Linked DNA regions of Homo sapiens: region 1 is linked to region 2. Evidence: read pairs that join two places in POLR2A ChIA-PET (ENCODE). Cell type or tissue: GM12878. All regions are shown on one strand. Each heading gives the region's core, and the rest is flanking DNA. Links, peaks and the distances in the headings are about the cores only. Region 1 overlaps H3-3A-DT (H3-3A divergent transcript). Region 2 overlaps PYCR2 (pyrroline-5-carboxylate reductase 2).

Region 1 (2,906 bases), core at 307-2,806, 130 kb before region 2:
CTGCAATCCCAGCTACTCAGGAGGCTGAGATGGGAAAATTGCTTGAACCCAGGAGGCAGAGGTTGCAGTGATTCAAGATGGCACCACTGCACTCCAGCCTGGGCGACTGAGTGAAACTGTCTCAAAACAACAACAACAACAAAAACAGGCATAATTTATTACATACTGGAATTAAAGAACACAGAAAACCACCACCCTTCTTTCAGTTTATAGGCTAAATCAGGCTCACAGATAAAAATCTAAGGATCCTCAGCGTGGTATTCCAGAAATTGCTGGGGAAGCTGGCAGGGTTGGGGGGTGGTGGGGGAAGTGGGGGCCGTGATGGGTGTGCTTAGGACCTGGTAATGAGAGTGAGATGGGACCACATGTTCCTTAGGGAGTAGAGCTCAGACTGGGGAAGGGGAGAGGCTCTGGGAATTGCTGAAGGGAGTGGGACTCGGGTGTGGCCCAGGAAGGTCTTGGGAGGGCTGGTAACTACTGGTGAGCTGAGTGTAGCTTGAAACTTAAAGGGAGATTCAGGAAAGAGATGAAAGAAGACAAATGTCACATACTAGACAATTTTGCTTAAGTCTATCTCTTGAGTGAGGGAACAGTAGGACTGTTGCTTTTTCTTCCTGAATCCACCTCTGCAGTTTGGTCCCCTTTGGGTAGATCTGCAAATAGGGAAGTGTTCATGGCCACCTGCCCAGGAGGCTTCCTAAGAATTTGTTGAGCAAATTTCTTTGATACCCGGGATTTGATATTTGCCAAGAGTCAGCCTGAACAAATTCCTAACTGTTGAACATGAAAGCAGAATTCTCAGAGTTGGCCAGCTCTGCAAATTGTGTCTTTCCCTAGCAGAGAACTTGCAGTAGTACAGGCTATTTCCTCATCCACTAAGCACATGCTTGTTGGCCTATGTGGTGGTCTAGCCTTTGCATTCTTGCCTTTGAGAAGATTTCTGGAGAGTACCAGGCAAGATTCTTCTCCAGCCTAGGAGGTGGGACGGCAAGAGGATGGGCTCTCCAGTTCTTTTTTGTCTATTAATTCTACTCCTCCCCTTCTAGGATCTTCCTTTCTCTCTTCATCTCCATTCTCCCCCCTTTTTCTCTACCCTCTTATTCCCTATTCTGGCCAAATGGATTAGGGAGTGGGGAGGGAATGGTCAGGGCTGGAAAGTCCATTCTTATTTATTTTTCTCTTTATAGCAAATCCCAAGACTTCCTTCATGGAAGCACGTGGGAAATTACACCCCTGGGTTGCTGAGGCCACTTAATTTAAAAAGTAAGCCCAGTCTGGAGTGTATCAGTTGGGTGAAGCATCCATCCCTGGGGCATGGTCTTCAAATGCCTGCCATGTCTTGGAGAAAAGCTGGGGCTCACAGAGTGCTGCTGCCCCTGCCTTGCACACACATGTGCAAGGGTTGGTGGTGCTGGGGACCAGGCTTAGGTAGAAGGGAGGTCAGCCCTTCCAGAAGTGAATATTCTGAACTCAGCCTCTCTAACTCCAAATAACTTAAAATGAAAGATTTGTCTGGGAGCAGTGTCTCATGCCTGTAATCCCAAAACTTTGGGATGCTGAGATGGGAGGATCGTTTGAGGGCAGGAATTCAAGACCAGCCTGGGTAATATAGTGTGATGGTTAATATTTGGCGTCAACTTGATTGAAAGATGCCTAGATAGCTGGTCAAGTATTGCTTCTGGGTGTGTCTGTGAGGGTGTTGCCAGAGGAAATTAACATTTGAGTCAGTGGACTGGGAGAGAAAGATCCACTCTCAATGTGGGTGGGCACCATCCAATCGACCACCAGCATGGCTGGAACAAAGCAGACAGAGGAAGGTGGGATAAGACGGCTTGCTGAATCTTCTGGCTTTCATCTTTCCTCTGTGCTAGATGCTTCCAGCCCTGAAGCATCAGACTCCAGGTTCTTTGGCTTTTGGACTCTTGGAGTTACACCAGTGGTTTCCCAGGAACTCTCCAGCCTTGGGCCACAGACTGAAGTTTGCACTGTCGGCTTCCCTGCTTTTGAGGTTTTGTGACTCAGACTGAGCCAACTGGCTTCCTTGCTCTTCAGGTTGCGGACGGCCTATCGTGGGACTTTGCCTTGTGATTGTGTGAGTCAATTGTCCTTAATAAACTGCCTTTCATATATACATCTATCCTATTAGTTCTGTCCCTCTGGAGAACTCTGACTGCTGATACACATAGCAAGACCCCGTCTCTAAAAAAAAGAGAGAAAGGCACATTGGAAAATAGAGAATAGATCAAGAAAACAATCCACTCATAATTCCATTACCCTATCACTACCACTAGTAGCATTCCAAAAAGGTTTTCATTATTAATTCAGGTTGGTGCTATAGTGGGTACACAGGGTCAAGGGGAAGGTACCTGCAAAGTCTAAGTGAAGCAAAGACTATCCTTTGAGAATGAAATTAGGAAAAATTGTTGAGATCAGCCCTCTATAGCAATGGCCCAATCTATGAAACTGAAATAACTTTGCTGAGACATTTCAGCTTTCTCATCTGTAAAATGGCAATAATACTTGAATTCCCTCCTTTTCAGACTTGTTGTGAGATTAAAATAAAATAATAAAAAGCAACAAATTATAAAGTCATTAGTAAATGGATGTATCCTACTGTGTCATGATTATCCAATTTATTTAAATGACATAGGCAATCAAATTTCATAATTCAGGATTTAAAAAATTGTACTTGGGGCCTCTCAATTCCTTTCCTGTCTGATTTGGTGAAATATAATAGGTAGGTAGTTGGTAAATAAGTCTTGTTTCTCACAGGTTGTATATATCTATCTGGTTGGAAATAAAATAAAGATATGGCAGACTAATGCCTATTTGCACGTGCTTTTAGAACATCTCTACTGTACTGTAGCACCATTAGATGATTAGTATTAGTAACTAATGCTCTGGAA
Region 2 (2,906 bases), core at 84-2,583:
TTGAGCACCATTTGCGGAACCTGCTGTCTTGGGTCCCATTTAGCAGTGTTGGAGTCTGTGCTCTGTTAATAACCACAACTTAGTAGATTTTGTTTACCTAAGAGTTTGCAAGCCTTACTTCACTTAATTCTCACTGCATTTCAGATAACCAGGATTAACTTTGACTTGTAGATGGGAAGTTGAGGCTCAGAGATAATTTTCCCAAGGTCAAACAGTTAAAAAGTGATGGAGACAGGATTCTAATTTGAATCTATGACTCCAAAGCCTGTCACTCTTCCCGTGTGATCACAGATACCACTTGGGGCTCTGATCAAATGAGATAAATAAGCAAACCCTAACTTAGGTAACTAATACTTCTTAGAAGTACTAGTTGGGAAGTACTAGTTGGGAAGCGTTTGTCTTGGGGCTCTAATTTTTGGTGGTGTCACATCAACAAGCTTGAGGGTTGTGTGGATAGTGGAGACTCAAAGCTCTGGCCCCAGGGTTTATTGCCTTCCTTTAATCCTTCTGGGGTTTTGTCTGCAGAGAGCTACAGTCCATGGCCGACCAAGAAAAGATCTCCCCAGCTGCCCTTAAGAAGACCCTCTTAGACAGAGTGAAGCTGGAATCCCCCACAGTCTCCACACTGACCCCCTCCAGCCCAGGGAAGCTCCTCACAAGAAGCCTGGCCCTGGGAGGCAAGAAGGACTAAGGCAGCATCTGTCCCCTCTGTGATTCAGAGCCCTTAGTTGAGAGCCCCTGCCGCCCCTGCCACCCCCCTGCCCCGCTCCCACCATTGCCCCTCCTCAGCTGTGCAAGGAGAAAGCATGCTTAGGAAGTTTTCAGGTCCTTGTGATAAAACCTCCTTAAATCTGTTCAGACCAAGCAATGCGAGCTTCCTCTCCTGTCCCATGTTGGAAGTTGCTCTGAAGGGGTGGTAGATGCTGGAAGCCAGACACAACCCTGCGTACGCTGCTCAGTTGGTGGAGACTGGGGCTGGGACTGGAGTCAGCCCAGCTGGGAGGAGGGGCTGGGGAGGATCTGCAGCTGAAGCCCGAGGCAGGGTTGGTGTGATGCCAAGGCAAAGTGGTGAGGAGAAAACAGGAAACGGGCTTTCTCTGAATTGGTAAATGGGAAAGAAGTGAGCAACTTAAGATTGTCACAATTAATCACAAGTGTACAGGATTAGACTGGGTTTATATTTAACTCTTGCTTCATAGGTGTACCATTTAAAGAGTGTTATTTAATGCTAAGTTTAACTGCTTTAATAAAGTTTATTTTTAAATATCTTGCTTTTGTTAGGCTTAATCTTAAATAATCATCCTGGAGAACTTGATGCCCTTGTGAGGTCCTCCCTGCTTCTCTGCGAGAGCACTGTCCAAGGGCTAGAAGTAGGGATGAGAGGAATAAGGGGCCAGGCCCTTGGTCTGGATCAAGGTGTTGTTCTAGAATGAGCCAAAGCTAATGGCAGGGAAGAGCCAAGTGGGCTGCATGGGTTGTGGGTCAGCAGCCCAGAATAAAGGGGAAAGCCGTCTGCTTTGATGTGGGGCAGGCACTGTGCTGAGCATTTGATCCTCACAGCTGCCCTCTGAAGGAAGAACTGTTCTTTTCTCACCGTATAGATGTCGAGGCCAGCCAGGCGCAGTGGCTCACGCCTGTAATCCCAGCACTTTGGGAGGCCGAGCCAGGCGGATCATGAGGTCAGGAGATCGAGACCATCCTGGCTAACATGGTGAAACCCCGTCTCTACTAAAAATTAAAAAAAAAAAATTAGCCGGGCGTGGTGGTGGGCACCTGTAGTCCCAGCTACTCGGGAGGCTGAGGCAGGAGAATGGCGTGAACCCAGGAGGCGGAGCTTGCAGTGAGCCGAGATCACGCCACTGTACTCCAACCTGGGCAACAGAGTGAGACTCCGTCTCAAAAAAAAAAAAAAAAAAACCATCTGGAGGCCTAGAGGGATAAGCAACTTACCCCATTTGTGCTGCCGGTCAGTGGTGGGGCTGTCTGTGTTCTTAGCTATCAATTCTGCAGCCTCCCAGAAATAGCTGGGCATGCCATCCACATAGCCAGACATCCAGTGTTTCTCTAGGCAGGCCGGTGTGTGCCTGGTACTTGTTCCTACGAGCTGCCTGCCTGTGCAGCAGGGCTGTTTGAAAAGGCATGCGAGGCCGGGCGCAGTGGCTCATGCCTGTAATCCCAGCACTTTCGGAGGCCGAGGTGGGCAGATCATGAGGCAGAGAGATCTAGACCATCCTGGCCAACATGGTGAAACCCTGTCTCTACTAAAAATACAAAAATTAGCCAGGCATGGTGGTGTATACCTGTAATCCCAGCTACTCGGGAGGCTGAGGCAGGAGAATTGCTTAAACCTGGGAGGCGGAGATTGCAGTGAGCCAAGATCGTGCCACCGTAGTCCACCCTGGCAAAAGAGCAAGACTCCATCTCAAAAAAAAAAAAAAAAGAAAAAAGGTATGGGCATTGGCATCAGCATCAGCTCTGGGTTCAAATCTTAGATTCCCCTGCTTTCTACTCCACAGCCCGGGAGAAGTTACCAAATTTCTCACAGCCCGGGAGAAGTTACCAATTTCTCTGATCTCAGGGTTTCATCCCTTATAAATATGGAGCCCATGTTTCATCAGGGTGTTAAATGAGACCATGTGGCAGTGCTCAACAGAACATCTGGAACACCATGGCCCCTTCGTGTAAATGGTGTTCTTCCTTCACCCTCCTGCTGAGAAGAGAGTGGAGCCTTGTTCCATTCCACTGAGTCAGGGCAGCCCCAGCTCTAACTCCAAACCTGAGAGCACATGGGAAGTCATTCTTCTGGGCCAACACAGCAAGTGCAATACTAAAAACTCATTTAAAGTCCCCAGTATGTGGCCGGCCCTTTGCAGACACTTCACACATACTCTCATGGCCTTAGGAGC

The links. Peaks named below come from ENCODE experiments on the same cell type or tissue, not always from the same donor. Only the 100,000 strongest peaks of a DNase experiment are listed, where the experiment ranks them.
Region 1: POLR2A ChIA-PET joins it to region 2 with 6 read pairs; 4 of 35 experiments call an interaction of 5 or more read pairs at or near these places.

Annotation. Positions count from the first base shown.
Region 1 is chr1:226,045,556-226,048,461 of GRCh38, reverse strand. It overlaps H3-3A-DT (H3-3A divergent transcript), which reads left to right. Exons shown (of 2, transcript NR_185887.1): 2 at 1,872-2,131. Among named protein-coding and RNA genes, the nearest start is that of H3-3A-DT, 15 kb to the left of the region's middle. In GM12878, for the core only: no CTCF peak of the experiment used is centred there; no DNase peak of the experiment used is centred there.
Region 2 is chr1:225,918,240-225,921,145 of GRCh38, reverse strand. It overlaps PYCR2 (pyrroline-5-carboxylate reductase 2), which reads left to right. Exons shown (of 7, transcript NM_013328.4): 7 at 526-1,268. The coding sequence ends at 691. Among named protein-coding and RNA genes, the nearest start is that of MIR6741, 2.4 kb to the left of the region's middle. In GM12878, for the core only: no CTCF peak of the experiment used is centred there; a DNase peak (open chromatin) is centred at 1,075.